Regions from separate parts of the Homo sapiens genome. Here region 2 is linked to region 1. A link is an interaction called in ENCODE POLR2A ChIA-PET data of the cell type or tissue named here. Cell type or tissue: CD4-positive, alpha-beta T cell. All regions are shown on one strand. Links, peaks and the distances in the headings refer to the core of each region. The heading gives the core; the rest is flanking DNA. Region 1 has its middle 27 kb from the start of MIR1255B1. Region 2 overlaps DTHD1 (death domain containing 1).

Region 1 (9,793 bases), core at 1,123-9,122:
AAAGTACTCCAAGCTGAGTGGCTTAAACAACAATGTATTGTCTCATAGTTCTGGAGGCTAGAAGTCCAAGATCAAGCATTGGCAGGGTTGGTTCCTTCTGAGGTCAGTGAGGAGAATCTGTTTCATGTCTTCCTCTTAGCTTCCGGTAGTTTGCTGGCAACCTTTGAAGTTCTTGTGTTTGTAGATGTGTCATCTCGATTTCTATCTTCAGGCTCACATGGTGTTCTTACTGTGTTTGTGTCTGTGTTCAAATTTCCCTTTTTTTATAGATGCCAGTCATACCTGGCACCTACCATCTGTCATCTATTTACTCAATTCCACTACACATTGAGAGCAGTTTTCATTCACTTTTAATATACAGAATTATTAAAGTATAAATATGTATAAACCAATCATAAATATTTAAATATGCAAAAATTCCAGAATAATAGTTTACATTTCCCAAGAATAGCTGTAAACTAAATTGAAGTATAATTTCTTCTTTGGATCATTGTTAATGAGGACAGTGTCATGAGTGAAGTGCAATTGACTTTCTGTTTAATATAATATGTTAAGATATGCATTAGACCAATTAGAATAAATGATACAACCATCAGCTTCATGATTTCCTCAGAGTAGCAAATTATAAAGTTTAGATACTTTTTTGCTCTTTTTCCCTCTCTTTCTCTGTGCATGTATATATCTGTATATATCTATAACTTATGTATGTAAATAACACATATATGCATTACATAGTATATGTCTATAATTTATGTATATAGATAACATACATAAACATAACATACACATGCATATACATCTGCATATATATGTTATCTATATACGTAAATTATAGATATGTACATATATACTCTACATACAGTTATAAATACACAATAAAAACTTCATTATTAACATTTAAAAAATCGTGAAGTAATCATTGAGTTACAATTATATCAAATAGATATAAAAATAAAGCTGAAAGATATTTTCAATATACTAAATGTCTTTGATCATGAGAGGGAAAAGAAGCCCCTGATACCAGATTTGTATTGGTAAGATTCCAACTATCTCAAACATGTCAAAATGTAAAATTTTCTCTATCATATGTGACATTGAATCTTGCCTTCCCTTTATATATTTTATATAGTGCAGTATGATCAATAGCACCTTTTCTTTTTGGTTATACATTTGGTTAACATTGCAGAGTCTTGTTTGCTTCAAGACAAAAAAATTTGAATAAGTTTTGGAAATATCCAAAAGAAATGGAGTTAATACACAAAATGCATGTATAGACTCTCTGCACTGGTCAGTGGTTGTATCCAAATTTGGAACTAAATTTTCTGTCAATCCCTGTGTATTAGACACCTCTTATGCACCATGCCAGAGCCTCTCAGCCTCACCTGTCTCTTATCCCAGCTGCCACTGTGATGACCAGCTCAGCATGGGCTTGAACTGACTTTACACAAGTGTCACACAGCAGTCTCAGGTCCTGAGCTAAAGCCACATGCTCTCACCTCTGATCCTGTAACTTCCTCTCTTGATATTGCTTTGGGTCCTGAAGTCTGCAATCTGATCACTGTCAATCAATAACAGGAACATGACAATTTATTGCCTTTGAAAATGTAATTCCTAAGGTCATTTTTTTCTTCTACTGCTCTTTTCTTCGCAAGCCCTTATGTATCTCTATGTTTACTGTGTTACGGGGAAAGTATTGAACATCAATTGGCAGTCTCCCATGAGTGAGCCTCTGAATATATCAGGGAGAAAATAGAGTAAGTCATTATAGCACTAATAGAGTTAGTAATAGCATTTTTATCTGTTCAGGCTGCTATAATAAAATAGACTAGATATCTTATAAACAGCAGAAATTTATTTCTCACAGTTCTGGAGCCTGGAAAGTCCAAGATCTAGGTGCCAGCAGATTCAGTGTCTAGAGAGGGCACACTTTCTGGTTCCTAGATGGTCATTTTCTCACTGTAACCTCACATGTTGGAAGGGGCAAAGGACCTCTCAAGGCCCTTTTGTATAAAGGCAATAATCTCATTCATGTGGACTCCACCCTCATGACTTAATCACCTCCCAAAGGCTCTACCTCCTATTACCATCATCTTAGGGATTAGGAGTTCAACATATGCATTTTGAGGGGAGACAAACATTCAGACCATATAGTTTGTCTTAAGAGTTGAACATGAAGCCGTGACAGGCTACATGTATATCTGGAGAAAAGGCAGGTTACTCTTGGTTGGTCAAGGAACAAGGGACTTAATTTTTAGTTTAGGCTCACTGATATCTCTGAAAGCAAAAAAATTGCAGATTGTGTTGAAATGCAAACCCAAGATCATTGTTAGCTGGGCAGGTAGATCTGGAGGGAACTGCCTTTCCAAGGCATTCACTTCTAATCCTAGGTCACATGTAGCCCATTCACTTGGTCTCATTTGTAACTAACTCCTTTTAAAATAAAGCTTGTGTCCTGGTAGTTCTTCTGACAACATCCTAAGACATCAGGGTATAGGAGGATTCTTAATACAAACTGGAGAAGAAAATAAGGAAAAAAGAGAGTAAAATTAAGACTTCCTCCCAAACCATCCAAAATGAAATTTAGACTGTGAAACAAAGCTGCTTCCCTTCCAGTGGGGGACTTTATAACATTTTATTCATGGGAAATGCAATTAAAATGTCTGTCTCTCCTGTTTCCTGAAAAATTTAATTTGCATCTTAAGTTGTTACTGCTGTGCCCAAGATTTTCAAATCAAATATTAAAAATGAACTTGTCAACTCCAGCAGCTTTATGCTTGGAGCTAAACACTTCAAAAATTCTGTTTCATTTTGTAGCCTGTTAAGATATATTTATAACTGCATGTGTAGCGTCCTACATTGTTAGTAGGTAAATTTTATAATGAGTTTTAAATTAGACTCTTTCTCTGCACTCACTCACTAATCCACCTCATTTCCTACATGTATTTTTATCTGCATGAGAAATTCATGACCTCAGAATCCGACATAAGCCATGTGTTTTTTGTGTAATCCCAGAAGTCTCGTAATCTAATATCTCATAAACTTGCTTTGCTTTTTTATATTTTTGAACTATTTTAGATTTGCTTAATGAACAATGCAAAATATCAGGATTCGATGGCCTATTAATGCAGAAATTACGACTTTATTATCTTTAAAAACATTTTCAAGTTTGAAATTCAAGATTTTTTTAAATGCATGTAACAAGAATAGATTGTAATATATTCTGTATAAGTAAGAATTATTTTCACTTGGAAGTAGGGTAAGAATACTTCACACTAAATTTCTTGCAAGTTACGGAGTATGGCAGATTTCAGTCATGGCTAGATCCCGGAGCTCCTTCACATCCTGTCCCTCTCATCATCAAGCCCTATACTCATATCTTTCGAACTTAAAACCTCTGTGGAAAAATAGTCTTTAAGATAGCAATTGAAGAAAAGTTCACAAAAAAGCAAATTAGTGCGGCTTGGATAACATGATCATCATTGAACTAATTACTGTCACAAGACCTCTTAAAAGCCCTGTTTGTCTCGTCTTTGGCTCCATAGAACCACATGAAATTGTTTCGCCCCAGAAAATATTAGCTTGGTCACCAGAGAAAGAAAGGAAAAGAAATGCTAAACAGACAAAAGTAACAGTAGTGTATCTCTTCATTTCAGTCTCTCCTTACAGCTACCTTATATTATACTTTCCTGGATTATAGAATTCATCATGTTGCATCACAATTATTTTTATGTTTCTTGCCCTTCTGATATCTGGAATATTCTGGAGACAAGAAGACAATATTATTACTTTTAAAAATTGTTGTAATTATTTTCTTTTCATGTTTTAATCCAGTATTTGGCACTTACTAGCTCTTCGATAGATGGTTAATAATTCTACTAGTTAATTATATGTACAACTGTTGTATTCTCCTTATCTCTGTTTTGACATTATTTTATTTTCTTATCTAGCTTTCTTAAATTCTTTCTTCTTATATTTCCTTTTAATTTTTCTTCTCACTTCATCTAGTTCTCAAATCACTTTCCAAGGAAGTCAATGAGAAAAAAACATGCAAGTTTAATAATGTATTTTATTTACAACAGAGATTTCCCTGTTTGGAAGAGGGTGATCTCTTGGGTGTATTTTTTTTTTTAAAAAAGCAAAAATGTAACAAATTTATTTTTTTCATTCTTGAAGCTAGCTAAATATACCTAAAATGTCATGTCTCATTCTTCAAATACATGAGAGTACTTTGGTTTCTTGTGGGCCTTATCCTTAATTTCCAGTACCTTTGAGATGATTAATGACTATTCTTACTTAAAGTGGAACTAATTTGAATTATCTGGTGTTATAATGCATTTTTTGTTGTAAATTTTTTGTACATTTTTTATTTTATTGGCTGTTTATTCCATATCTTGTTACTATAGAAGCTAGTCTTCTATTTAAACTCAATGAGATTTACCATATTTCATTCAGTGACACCCTCAGTCTTGTCCCAAACTCTTACGGTTCTACATGTGTCGTGAGGCTGTTGTATGGCTGAGATGACATTAGGTAAAGCGCCAGATTAGCAGGCATATCCCAGATCATCACAAAGAAAAGTTAGTACAGCTTCCTATGTAGCTACTATGCTATGCCAAACTCTCTTTGTGACTAGACAGTTCTTCCCTCATTCTGGCATCATGCCATATTTTATTAGAATCTTTCTAGTTACTTCTCTCTAGAACATCCTCATAGAAATTCTTCCCCAAGTTATTTCTGCTCATCCTTCGTCTTGGTGGTGGTGGTGGAGTTACGTTCTCTTTCCTCAAAAAAGCTTTCCCTAAACTCTAAAAAACAATTGGCTTACCCTCTTGTACAAGTCACCTTGTAATTTATTTACGTTTTTATCACTGGCCACAAATGGACATTTTAAAATTAATTTTTGTGTTCTCTACTATATTGTAACTTCCATGAAAGCTAAGGCCACCTTGTCATGTCTATCGAATACTCAATCCAAATATAGCACATAGTAGGCTTTCAGTAAGTATTTATTGACTGAGTGACCAAAGGAGAACTCAAAACTAACCCAGTTTCCCACACTGGAAACAAAATCTAGGCAAGTTTAGATTCTTAAGACTGACAGAATTTAGGCTGTTTCCAACCATCAGTTTTGAGTGAAATGTAAACAAGATCAAACAGAGAAACCTTGTCACTTTTATTTATTGCTGTATTTCCCAAGACCTAGAACATTTCTTGGCACAAGCTATATGTTCAATAAATACTTTTTTGACTTAGTCAAGGAACCTTAAATACAAAGTTTTAAAATGTCTTAGCATTAGAGAAGCAGCTGCTGAGCCAGTGATGCCCTCTGGTGACAAAAGTCATCATCGCAGTACTTTTCTTAATTCAGGCAATTGGACTTTGAGCTTCTCTTTTATGTCTAGCATTTCATAGGAAAATATAAGTGGGGGCTGTCCCAAAGAGATACACTCAAGAAACCCTAGTGCAGTCTTAGCAGTATATCAATAATAACTTCTATATATATGTGACTTTACAGTTTTCTAAAGTCTTGGGGTATAAAGATTAGTAATAAGTAAACCTTATTCCTAACAGAAAAATACAACACAGAGAAATATGCACTAATGTAGACATCTACATACAATGTGGAAAAATCAACGGAAAGAAAGAAATCAAAGTATTTCCACATAATAGATGGCTGGGAAGGAAGACCAGGAAAAATTTTATAGAAGAGGTAATGTTTCTTAGGGTTTTAAGGGAAGAGGAGATGTTTTCCATTTAGACCAGAGACTGGGAGGACATTCTGAGCAGAGGGAAGAGGTTGAACAAGAGCAGTAAGAGTAATTCATTATTATTTTCTAATAAAATTATTTTACTTTGTATGTGGTGCAAGTATTTTATAATAAGAAAATATTCCTAATTCCTCCCTCCCATCCCTTGTATCATTGATGTCATTTATTTCACTAATGCGTAAGCTATAATCATCAAATACATTGTTGCTATTATTATTTTAAACAAATTGTTATCTGTTAGATCAATTGAGAATAAGAAAACTGAAAATTCTGTTATCTTCCCTTATTCCTTCTTTAATCCTCTTCCGTTTTTCATGCAGATCTGAGTTCCTGAGCTGTGTCACGTTTTTTCTCTCTAAATAACTTCTTGTAAGACTGATCTACTGTTAACAAATTCCCTCAGTTTTGTTTGTCTGAGAAAGACTTCATTTCTCCTTGACTTTCAAGGATAACTTTGCAGGGTAGTGGATTCTAGGTTGATGTATCTTTTCTTTCAGCACTTTAAATATTTCCCTCCACTCTCTTCTTGGTTGCATGATTTTTGAGATGTCAGATGTAATTTTTATCTTGCTCCTCTATAGGCAAGTTGTTTTTTTTTTCCTCTGACTCATTTCAAGATTTTTCTTGACCTTTTATTTTCAGGCTAGGTGCAAATTATTGGATATTTATCCTGCTTGGTTTTCTCTGTGCTTCCTGGATCTGTGGTTTGGTGTCTGACATTAATTTGAGGGAAATTATCAGTTGTTATTACTTCAAATGTTTCTTCTGTTCATGACTCTTCTTTCTAGCATTCTCATTACACATATGCTACATCTTTTGTCATTGCCTCATAGTTATTCGATATTCTGTTCCATTTATTCAGTAATTTTTCTCTTCACATTTTGGTTTTATAATTTTCTATTAACACATTCTCATGCTCAGAGATTCTTTCCTCAGCCACGTCCAGTCTCCTAATGAACCCATCAAATAATTCTTCCTTCTGTTAAAGTGTTCTTGATCTCTAGCATTTCCTTTTGATTCTTTCTTAGCATTTCCATCTCTTTGTTTACCTGACCTATCTTTTCTTACATGTTGTGTACTTTGTCCATTAGACACCTTAGCACATTAATCATTATCATTTTAAATTCCCAGTGTGATGATTCCAATATCGCAGCCATGTCTGAGAGTGGTTCTGATGACTTCCTTGTCTACACTGTGTTTTTTGCCTTTTAGTATGCCTTGTAATTATTATTTTTTTTTTAGCATTAGGGCATTTTTACTTTCCTTTTCTTCACCTTTTTATTTTAGGTTTGCAGGGTACATGTGCAAGCTTGTTACATGGGTAAGCTGTGTGTCACTGAGGTTTGGTATACAAATGATTTTATCACTCATGTTGTAAGCATAGCACTTGGTAGGTAGTTTTTTGTCCCTCATTCTTCTCCTACCCTCCACACTCAAGTAGTCCCTGATGTTTATTGTTCTCTGTGTACTCAATGTTTAGCTCTCACTTATAAGAGGGAACAGGTGGTATTTGGTTTTCTATTCTTGCAGTAATTTGCTTGGGATAATGGCCTCTAGCTGCATCCATGTTGCTGCAAAGGACATGATTTCATGCTTTTTTATGAGTATGCCTTATAATTTCTTGTGATGTAGTGGGTAAAAGGAACTCTAGTAAATAGGCCTTTAGTGATGTGCCGGTAAGGTGTTGGGGGTTAGCTAGTATTCTAGAGTCCTGTGATTATGTCTCAGTCTTTTAGTGAGCTTGTGTCCCTAGACTGTGAACTTCACAGGTGTCTCTCAGTTTTATCGACCAGTATGGGATGGCTACAGGGTGATGGAGTCAAGTGTTTTTCATCCCCCATATGAAAAACTAGAGAGGGTTAGGGTTGGGGTTTTCCCTTTCCCAAGTATGTTAGGCTCCTATAAAACCCCTTCAGATCAGGATCTGATAAAATAGTTTCTCTAGGGGGCAGGCTTTGTAAAAAACAGAATCCTTTCCCCGTTGGAAGCTGGAGACTTCTCTCTAATGTTTACTGGGCGAATCTACTTCATCTCCTGTAGGTAAAGCCAGAAAAGTGTGGGGGTATCTGATATGGTTTGGCTGTGCCCTCACCCAAATCTCATCTCGAATTCCCACGTGTTGTGGGCGAGACCCAGTGGGAGGTAATTGAATCATAGGGGCAGGTGTTTCCCATGCTGTTCTCATGATAGCGAATAAGTTTCACAAGATCTGATGGTTTTAAAAAAGGGGAGTTCCCCTGCACAAGCTCTGTTCCCTTGTCTGCCACCATGTGAGATGTGCCTTTCACCTTCTGCCATGATTGTGAGGCCTCTCCAGACACGTGGAACTGTGAGTCCAATAAACCTCTTCTTTTTTGTAAATTACCCAGTCTTGGGTATGTCTTTATCAGCAGTGTGAAAATGGCCTAATACTTTCCCCTACGATGGGACCCTGCTGGAGTATTTACTCCCAGTCTTGCCCATTCTTAGCTTCCCATTAGTCAATTACATTTTAAGTTTTCCTACTTTAGTACTGGTTCCCACTCAGGTTTCTGCTCCAGTAGCTTGTGAGTCTCTGTATTTGCCTTTCTGTCTGTCTTATTTTGGGGACAGTGATTTTCCCTGTGACCTCACTTCTCATATGGATTTAAGAAGAATGGATGATTTTTCAGATTTTTCAGCTTTTTTACTTGTTGTTATGACAGAGTGGTGACCTCTAAGTTCTTTACATGCCAGACTAACAACTAAAAGTTGTAATTCATTATTATTTAGTAAAACACATAACGTCTTAGTTCATCAGCAACCTAAAATCCACAAGCTCATTATTCCTTCCAGAAACAGAACAACCCACTACAGCTAGTCATTTCTAATATCCATTATGTTAATCGACCAAAATTCTGGTGTTGATAAAAGCTAAAAATAGATGAGGCTTATGAGTTGATGTCTTCTCTGGAGCATGCACTTTTGATTTGAGTTTCCAAATGAAAACTTCACAAAATACTCTAGAATAGGAAAAAAATACATCTTTCAGCACAACTTAGCTTGGGTCACAAATGACAGGGACACAGACCACAGACAGACTCTGTGATGGCACAGTACCCGCTTGGAAACAGAAGGGATCTTGACACTTGTTTACTCACCACTGGAAATGGATTTTACTTTTTTTTTAATGAAGAAGAATGAATTTATTCTAGAATTCTAACTCTATATACTTTGATTGTAACTATTAAATATTTCAAATATACAGAACATTACAGAAAATGTAATGAAAAATACTCTCTCATAGATTTATCAAATGATAGCATTTTATTGCATTTGTTTGATTCTCTCCCTTTCTGTCTCTATCTTTTAAAGAAAATAAACAGCAATAGAATACATAAATAAAATAAACAGAATAGAATAGATAAAGAAAATAAACAGATAGCAATAGAATGCGGTCACTCTTCTATATCCTCTTTCTCTCTAACTGGAAACATTTATGATCCTGCCACTAGTGTGTGTTTTTTCCACTTTTTAAATTTTTTATTACTTATGCCTATATCTACAAACAATACAACAGTTATATATTTTTTAAAAGTAAAATATTGCTTTTTTCGTTCTAAAATTTGCATAAATGCTATCATTATATACTCATTTGCAGGTAGTTTTATTTTTATCTGATGATTATGCTTCTGAGACTTTAATATGTTGCTATGCATAGCCCTAATAGCTTCATATTATGAATTAGCTAATTGATTGTATGTCTGTGATTCATGAACTCAGAGGTCATAAAATCAAATCCCCATGGGCAGCACTGAACATAGGCTTGGGAAGGACTAGAAACTCTAGGAATATGGCATGAATATGCCATTCTCAGTGGGACAGCTGCAGCTCAGACATATCTGCTGTTGCCATTTGAGATAGTGGACCTGGTGGAATTATGTCAAGTTCTGTTCAAAGGAAAATGGAAGTACATACTTTGTGTGTTACCCTGAAATGTTTGCAACTATTTTAACTTAAAAACTAAGACAAAACACTCTGTAGTTCAAATAAAACACTCACGTGTT
Region 2 (9,793 bases), core at 535-8,534, 51 kb before region 1:
CTGGTTGAGTGATTATGTTTTGCAACCATGACTGTCTTGAGTTTGGCCTCACTTAATAGCATTTGCAATTGAGTTTGACTTGTTCACATTTTAAAAGCTAAGTGTGAAGAAAAGATCTGATATATGTAATTACTTATTAATTGGTATCTACATAAAATTAAACTAGTTTTCTGTGACTTCAAGTGTGAGCCCAAAAATATCTGAGACAGTTCTCAATCAATTTAGAAAGATTATTTTGCCAAGGTTAAGGACAGGCCCGTAACAGCCTCAGAAGATCCTGATGACATATGCCCAAGGTGTTCGGGGTAGAGCTTGCTTTTATGCATTTTAGGGAGTTATAATATATCAATCAATACATGTAAGGTGTACATTGGCTCAATCTGGAAAGGTAGGACAACTCAAAGCAGGGGCTTCCAGATCACAGGTAGATTTAAAGATTCTTGATTGGCATTGATTGAACAGTTATTATCTAAAGACCTGGAATCAATAGGAAGGAAATGCCTGGGCTATGATAAGAAGTTATGGAGACCAAAGTTTTATAATGCAGATGAAGCCTCCAGGTAGCAGACTTTAGAGGGAATAGATTGTAAATATTTCTGATCAGTCCTAAGGTCTGTTGAAATTTATGCTGGCCAGCTTTTCCTGAATTCCAAAAGAGAGGAGGGTATTATGGAGTCATGTCCAACCTCCCCTTCCCAGCATGGCCTAAACTAGTTTTTCAGGATAACTTTGAAATGCCCTTGGCTGAGAGAAGGGGCTTGTTCAGATAGTTGGGAGACTTAGAATTTTATTTTTGGTTGACTCAGGCAACCAATTCAAGTTACATAGATACCATAGAGCCTACAGTAAACAATACAAAATAAATTGGACTGAAAGACTTGATGTCGGTGGTAGTAACTCACTTTAAAAAAACCTTTCTAAGCTCGAAATAAATTAAAAATAGAATAACACTTCAGCCATTTACTGGCACAGACTTTTCCTTTATAAAAATATAACTTGGAAGAGGGAAAATTCCATATTTTGTTATTAGCGAAATGAGGCAGTGCAGAGAAAATAAGTTATCAGTGAAAGAATTCAAGGCCTATTTCTTCTACTTAGGAAGAAAACCTGCTTTAAAATTAGTTAACAGAAGCCTTATTACATAAGCCCTAGATATACATCATTAAAAATAAACAAAACATCTGTAAATAGAACATTAAAATGAAAGAAAAAATTAAAACTTATCTAAACCCCTCTTTCTATTGATAATCGCTATTAATGTCTAGTATAAGCTTTGAGTTTTTGGAAAGCCTAACGCCCTTTAGCTCTCTGAAGCAGTTGGATATAAATGGGACATTGAACTAGTTTCACTGACTCATTAATGCAAAAACCATTAGGTCGTTGGCTTGAAAACATCGGTAGCAATTAGTTTCAGTTATTGAATACCTAGGAATTAATTGAGTTATATTACAAAATTAAATGTTTTAATCTCTTTCAAATTTAAACGCAAGACTTCCTTCTACAAATTAACCAGGGATTTAGATATCTATTCAGGTATATATCAAAAAAGGCGATTCCCATTTTCAAACATAGTCCCATAAAGGAATATTTTATTAGTCAAGATTTTTTACATGCTGCCAAAAAGGTACAATATGTATTTTCATGTATTCTTGGGGCAAAGAAAACAGACTAAAATGTTCATTGTTTTCCTGATTACAATCGAACAAAAAAGTAAAGAAAATGAAAGTTGCTTCTTATCCTGTCATTAGAGATTACTATTATTAACATTTTTGGCATAATTTCTTCTAGTTTTTCTTTTTTTCTGGAAGAAAATATTTCTATTTCTATCGGTATAGATGTATCTAAGGACACTCACATATGTGTTCACCTGCATGCACACATGCTAATATGTATGTCCCATCACACACATCCCTGCCACACACCTCTCACAAATGCACCCTCAAACACACAGGCCTACCCTTTATCAGCACTGTTTCGGGTCCACTTGTGCACCTCACATATGCTGTCACAAACACACCCCTCCTGCACACCCAGCTCCCAACTCTCTCACAGAAACACACCTATTCACATACATAAATACATGTGCACACACACACACCCCTCACACACATATAGTTTCAGATCCACTTGTACACTCTCACAAATGTCCTCGTTCACATATACCCCACCTCCACATTTCATATACGCATACACTCATTAATATGCCTCCCCCACAGACACATGCACACACACACACGACATCTCACTTTACCGTTACCACTTCACCTGCACATATACAATCTCATTAAAACACTCCCTGTCATAACCCTCCCGTCTTTCTTTCTCTCTCTCACACATACACTCACATACATTCACTCACAGCCACATATACACACCTCTTCACAACACAGATACATTTTTCCCCCAGAATTAAAACAAATACTGCACATATTGTTGTTACAGTAAAGCAATAAAAAGGTACATAGAGAAAACAATTGATCATCCCTGCAGCATCTCCTCTCTTAAGATAATCCAGGAAATCAATCCCATGTGTAATCTGTGCCACTTGGATTGAGACCTGCCCCTGAACACCCTCAGTATTGATAGACACACCCATACCTTTGCATACCCATTTCTCTGTCTGGTGAGCCAACCTGTATGGACCACATCAGAGATGCCTTGTTCGCTTTTGCTAATGCAAAGCCCCAGCAGAAGACAGACAGGAGGAAGGAGAGTGAATTATACCATTCCCCTTTTCCTCCCTGTGCTCATCTTGGCCTGGCTGTGTCCCTGGCCTGCAACCACTGCTCCTCTCAAGAAGGCCACCTCTAGCCAACTCTCTCCTGTGCTTTGGTAACTGGTCTTCTTCTTGTCTCTTCAAGTCTAAGGGTGGTAATAGCTCTCTTGTTGTTTGGAGTAACTGTGTTATTCCTTGCAGTTCCCCTACATCCTGCTCTCCCCTTTTTAAAATAAAGCCTCCTTTTATTATTCTAATTTGAGTATATCACTATATTTCTCATTGAGACCCTGATTGATACCTCTCTGCACACCTTTCTTATGCTCCTAGCAACGTATACATGTATTTTATTTCCCAGAATGGGAGTCATATATTATATATACAGTTTTTAAAATTACTGTCTTATTAAATTATGAGTTTTTAATGTCTTCGAATGTTTTAATGACTGTATAATATCCTATTTCATAACCATAGCACAATTAATTTTAGTATAATCAATTTCTGAAATTGGTTAAAATGAAATTTTGCAGTATATATTCTTTTATGTTTGACTTTTTATTCAACTTTATGTTGCTGAAATTCATCCATTTTGCTGTGTGTGGCAATGGTTCATTCTCATTAATGTATAATATTCTATTATATGCATATATTAAAATTTTCATATCAATTAGACTGTAGTCCCAATATATACCTAAGAGCAAAGTGATAGTTTACCATAGTTCATTTAACCGTGTTCTATATTCAGGACCATTTAGCAATTAAACTTTGAACATCATTATTCATGTGTTTATTTCATATCATGGAAGCGCAAGAATGCACTACCATTTAGAATCTATACATTTTTAATAACACCAATTTCACTATTGAAAAAACCATTACAGTCACCATTTTGCTAATTATTAAGCATCAAATTTTATAAATAAAATCTTGTAACATTTATTATTTGAATTACCAAAACCTATGTCCATAGTCATCTTGATTAGATACTTACAGCATCTGGAGTGTAAATTCTTGATTACAGCAATTGACTATCACTAAAATGTAGCTTAAATGAACACATACATATTTCCTTGTATATTCTGAAGTATTTTATTATTATTAATTAATTAATTAATTAATTAATTTTTTTCACACAGGGTTTCACTCTGTTGCCCAGACTGGAGCTCAGTGGCATGATGTCACGGCTCACTGTAGCTTTGGCCTCCCAGGCTCAAGTGATCCTCCCACTTCAGCCTTCTAAATAGCTGGGAATACAGGTGCAGGCCTTTACACCTGGCTAATTTTTGTATTTTTTATAGAGATGGAGTTTCACCATGTTGCCCAGGCTAGTCTCGAACTCGTCGGCTCAAGCAATCCACCTTCCTTGGCCTCTCAGAGTTCTGGGATTACAGGCATTACCATGCCTCACCCTTCTGAAGTATTTTAGACTAAAATAGAAATACCTTAACAAATGAGGTAGGTAGGCTTTGAGCACATTATAATCTAATTTTCAAAATAGCTAAATCTTTTGGATAAAGTTTTGTTTTTCTAATCCAGTGTTTCTTAATGAGATGTTATTGGCATTGTGAAAGAAATCCGTTTTCAAAAAATTAACATGCACTGGCTCATAAATTGCAGACCATTCAGCATCCCTGACCTTGTCCACCAAATGAACAAAATGCCTCTCCATCCTAGTGAATGTGACAAGCCAAATATCTTACACATTGTTCTGGTTATGAGGGTTAGGGGTGAAAGAGTGGGTGTTGAGGACCATGTTTTAATCAGCTTTTGGTTGAAGTAGGGCATGAAAGAAAGGGGAAGAACATCTAACGGAAATTTAGAACATTATAAGCAAACCAGGGCTTTGCCTAAACTGTTCAACTGCTACCAGTATTTGCAAGAAATGTCAACTGCTGTCTGATGGCTTTTTCAGAAATGTTCTCAATGAGAAGTCCAAAACTGTGCTATAGAATAAGAAGTTTATCTAAGGTACAAAGTCAGCCTTTCTGAAGTCAGAAGAACAGGGAAATATTGAGTAAGGTCAAAATTGTGGCTGACACAGGCCAGGGGATTCCCTCTTAGCTTAACTAAGCATGACTTCTGTGATCTAACCTCACCAGAATGCCCCGTACTGCCTACACATTTTGACAGATGTCACAACGAGTCCTCAATTCCCTCCGCCTCTCCCAGGACTCCTCTGCTAGCATTCTCTCCCCACTACCTCTCGACATTGATTACCTAACATAGTAAATAATTTACTTACTAGTTATCATTTTTATTTACTTTCTGCAAATAAACACCTGATTTAATTTCCAGGGTGCTTGTCTCTTTTTTTAATTGATATATTCCTATTACTTAGAACTCTGTCTGGCACTCAGTGAATGTTTCTGTTTTGTTTTCCTTACTTTACAAGCGAGAAAACTCTTTCTGAGTTACAGCAGTAGAACCTGGATTAGAAGCCAGATGATTATATTTTCAAAGTCCTTTTTCTTTTACTTCCACCTTTCTACCCCTTTCCCTACACCCAACTCCCCACCATTTCTCTCTCTTCCATAATGTCTGATAATATTTTTTCAGTCTCTGAATACCCCGGACTGGATTAATTGTCTGTGGAACTCTATTTTAAATCCAGCTATAACATTTCTATACACTGTTGTAATTGCCTATTTATTTGTGCTTTTCTCCAACCAGTTTGTAAGTTTCTTGAGAGCTGAGGATTGAGTAGTGTTCATCAGTGAATTTTCAGTTCCCTGCACAGAACCCAGCACATAGTAGGCACTCAATACATCTTCACTGAATTAATTCATGAATAACATCTACACACTGACATGTTATTGGGATCCTCTTTTTGTGCCCTATATTTCTTATTGGAAGCAACTTTGTGGGGATAGTTGCCATGTCTGAGAAGGTAAAAAAATTAGCTCAGACTGTAAAAATCTGGCCCACCATTCATCAAGCTGGAATAACAGACACTGATGAAGCCACCTGCAAAGTTAACAGGAATCAGTGTTTCCTCCAAGCACATATTGCAGCTATAATATGTCCCCTTCTTTGAGTGACTGCTGCTTTCTTATACACTGAGACATTTTTGTTCTCCCAAATCATGGATTATCAGAAACCTTACTGCCTGAAATCATATCTGTGAGAAAGACGTATTCTTTTCTTGCCGGGAAGATCTAAGTCATTTTGACACAGAAAAGCATTCTTGATTTCTACCCAGTTGCAGAGCTTCAGATAAAGGGTTTCTGGATACAACACTGCATATCTATCTCAACATTCCTGTTTGCCAAGGAAGGAAAACTCTGGGTCCACTTTGCATTGCAGACCTGATGTTGACCCCTTTATACACAGCTCTGCTTTGCTTTCAGCCTATCAAAACACTAGCGTCCACCCTCCTCCTGTGTACTCAAATAACTCCATCTTTGCTTTTGTTTACCGAGGCACTCACAGTTCCTCTGTGTGCAAGCCCTTCATGGCAATGAATTAAGAAATCTAACTTTGTGGAATTTCAGGTGTGTCCCTGGTTGTCTTAGCCTGATGGGGACACTCCTGTGACCTTTCTGTTTTCCAGCCCAGTGTTTCTCAAATCAGCAGCGTATTAGAATTTGTAGGAGATTCCTGGAGCCTTTCTGAGAAATTCTGATTGAATTAGTCAGAGGCGTGTTCTGGGAATCAGAATTACAAAGTTCCCCAGTTGATTCTAATTTGTAGGCAAGGTGATATATGCCAAACTGACCCAGGATACAGGATACCCTGGAGTGGATATTCAAATTCAGTTTCACAGGACCAAAACAACCTTCTAACTCAAAATCTTTGGCTATGTACCTGAGTATTCTGTAAGGTTAATGAAGACCTCAAGTCACACTCTCACCATGGAAGATTAAAGACATTGCCTATCATATTCCACTTCTTGTCCAAAACACTTTCTCAATTTTTATTTTTACTTTTCATGATTACTACTGAACCAAGGGTAACATAGGAGGGAAAAAAAGGAAACAGTGCAAGCTCTGTCCTATGCTGAATATCCATTTTTTCCTCTTAGAGTCCTCATTTGAGATGATTTATCTGTTCACAAGAATAAGCAGGGTGGAGTGGGGAGCCGAGGAGCTGAGGCACGGAATTGGACTGGTTGGGAAGGAGGAACACTTGGCTTAATCCCCCATCAACAGCAGAACTCAAATTTAAAATTGTAGTTAATGAGAAGAGCCCACCACTATCACAAAGATTAACTGACTTCCCTGGAAGCTGCTCGGTGTGCACCTTTAAACCTGGTTCTATGAATACATGTCACCTCCATCTATAAACTTTGAATTAATATTTTTGACCTTTTCTCTCTATTTAAAGGATAAAATTATATTCCACTGCATTTGTACATGCTAAAAAATTTAAAATACACCGCAATATATTCTATCTTTATTAGACTTATTTTTGGTAATTTTTACATATGCCAAGAGCCTCAGAAATTTGAACTGATCCAAGCCTCACTCCACCTGAAAGGCCCTGTTTATGCCAGTCAGCCTGAAACTCTTCTTTAGAAATAGTCACTGCAAATGCCTAGATGCCACCACGAGGGGGCCTCTGTGTCACAGATAAAATTAAGGAAATGTTCAAGACCTCACAAATTCCTTTATGTAGTGAAAGACCTGCTCTGCAGGATACTTTTTTTTTTTTTTTAATTATGAAGTTATTGTAGAATTAGAGGGAATAATTTCACCTATGGCCAATATACTGTCAATGCAATAGTACATTATTTTGTGGCTAATGTAGTGTTCTAATGTTCTGAAATGTCTAATTTCCATTCACTGTGAAGAAACAAAGTACTATCTACAAGAACTGGTGCATTATAGAGGTCTTTACATTACAGTGTATCTTCTGTTTCCTTAATCAAAGCAACTGTAATGATGACATATATTATTGATCATTAGAACTGACTGTAATTTCTCTGAATTACTGGGAAATGGAAACTGAAAATATAAACTATGGATAGTACTATGAAATAAATGTACTTTTGATTAAATTCACTCTCCAATAAATGCTACTGACTGACATTCTAAAGAATTACCTTCTTGATTTTGAAATGTTCTGAACAAGGGTGCTTCTGTGGTTTGTTGGTTTACAAAAAGTGGCTAGCATACATTAAAAGTGAATATCTAAATTAGGATGATTTTTAAACAAATAATTGGGTGATATTTTCCAGAATATTTTTAGTTATAATTTTAAAGTAATGTATTTTGTGAGATAAATTCTAAACAAAGCTGAATATTATGACTCCTTCCACATTACATCTCTAAGCACATAAACCAACAATGTGGTGTCAGTAAAACAGCCCCTGAACATAAAGCAAAAATGAGCAGCATAATTGAAAACCATTAACTATATAAAGATGAGCACTAAAATGAGACTGATTGTATTAAAATATTTGCTGCTCTTCTGTGGGGGAATTATGCATTCTGCCCCATGGATGTTATGCTTGGTGATATGATTTAGAGTACCCATGAAATATGAATGCCATATTTAAGCAGAAGCTTTAAGAGCCATGGGGTGGTTCCACCATGTTCCTTTCCTCTCTGCCTTGAGAGGATCAGTGGTTTAGGGAGGGGTGTTTCATTGGCCTAGGTCCTGAAGCATGGGAGAGATCCATAGCCTACTTGTGATAAGCAGCATGCAAATATGTAAAAATGCATTTTTTTTATTGTTGTAAACCCCTATTATCCTGACCGATACAACTAATTTACTAAGCATAAGGAAGAAAACACTGTATGGCTATTAAAGATATCTGACTTCAATGTTGATCAAAGAAGTAGCAGAACCAGTAGCCCTACAAGCAAGGGAAAGAGAAGGAAAATGCAAAGATTGAAATTATTGCTGGTGTTAGCAGCAGACTGCTGCAGCAAACCAGAGACATTAGAAGTCCTTATAAAAGTGGTAAGCCACTTTTATGCCACTGTAGAAAGATTAATACTAGGTGCCAATTTATTGAATATTAACTATGTGCCAAGATCTTTTTGTGTATAATCTCACTTTATTCTCATAAGCATCCTTCAGTTCAGCGCTATTATTTTTCTTTCTCAATGATGAAACAGGCTTTGAAATGTTAAGTTCATTCATTTACATATTCCTTGTTCATTTGTTCACTTTTTCACTCATAATTCAATCAACAAATATTTCTTAAGCACCTATTATAAATAAATCAGGTGGCAAAGTTAGGTTTTTAACCCCTCCCTTTCTGATTTCAAAGTCCATGTCTTCTCCATTGCATGGAATTCTATAGCATACAGAATTGTAGGATGACTCTCTCAGATTTACCATCCTCTTGTCATATACACTCAATAATTCCCCACATTATGAATTGAAATGGATTTAACTCATAGGATTTGGTAATGTTATATGGAATTAGGAAAGTATTCAGCTGGGCCTGACCTAGTCACCTGAGCCCTTTTTTGACTGGTCTCAGCAGGGGAAGTCAAAAGCAGCATGAATGAAATTCCAGTTGAAGAAGGTTCTCCATTCCTGAAGTAGAAGGGGCCACCTGGTGAAGCTCCAAGTGTAGCCTCTATTTTTTTCTTAATTCAAAAAAATTTTTTGTAGTGATGGACTCTTTCTATGTTGCTTTTGCTCAGTCTGGTCTTGAACTCCTGGCCTCAAGTAACGCTCCCACCTCGACCTCCCAAAGTGCTGGGTTTACAGGTGTCAACCACTCCACCCCTCCCAAAGATAGCCTCAAGAAGAAGAGAGAAATCCTCACTGACAGCTAGCAATACCATAGGGACATCAGTCCTACAATAACAAGGAAATGAATTTTGACAACAACCTGATGGAGCTTGGATGTGTATCTTTCCCTAGCCACAGCTCCAGATGGGGACACAGCCATCTGCACCTTGAGTTCACCCTTCTGAGATGGACCCTGATCAAAGGACTAGCTAGAATGTGCTAGACTCCAACTATAGAAACAGTAAGGATATAAATAGGTGCTATTTCAAGTCACTACGTATGTGATAACCGGCTACAAAACAATAGAAAACTAATGCCCTCTTAGACTGATAACTTTAAGTCATTAATACAAATATTAATTATATTTAGAATTATCTTCATAGAAGG

Evidence for each region. ChIA-PET counts read pairs that join two places held together with the same protein. Peaks named below come from ENCODE experiments on the same cell type or tissue, not always from the same donor. Only the 100,000 strongest peaks of a DNase experiment are listed, where the experiment ranks them.
Region 2: POLR2A ChIA-PET joins it to region 1 with 13 read pairs; 6 of 35 experiments call an interaction of 5 or more read pairs at or near these places.

Annotation. Positions count from the first base shown.
Region 1 is chr4:36,394,630-36,404,422 of GRCh38, forward strand. No RefSeq gene overlaps it. Among named protein-coding and RNA genes, the nearest start is that of MIR1255B1, 27 kb to the right of the region's middle. RefSeq lists an enhancer at 1-717. In CD4-positive, alpha-beta T cell, for the core only: CTCF peaks have their summits at 5,309 (motif pointing left) and 5,511; a DNase peak (open chromatin) is centred at 5,342.
Region 2 is chr4:36,344,021-36,353,813 of GRCh38, forward strand. It overlaps DTHD1 (death domain containing 1), which reads left to right. Exons shown (of 10, transcript NM_001170700.3): 10 at 1-3,491. Among named protein-coding and RNA genes, the nearest start is that of DTHD1, 67 kb to the left of the region's middle. RefSeq lists an enhancer at 4,539-4,688. In CD4-positive, alpha-beta T cell, for the core only: CTCF peaks have their summits at 7,269 and 7,472; DNase peaks (open chromatin) are centred at 4,791 and 7,271.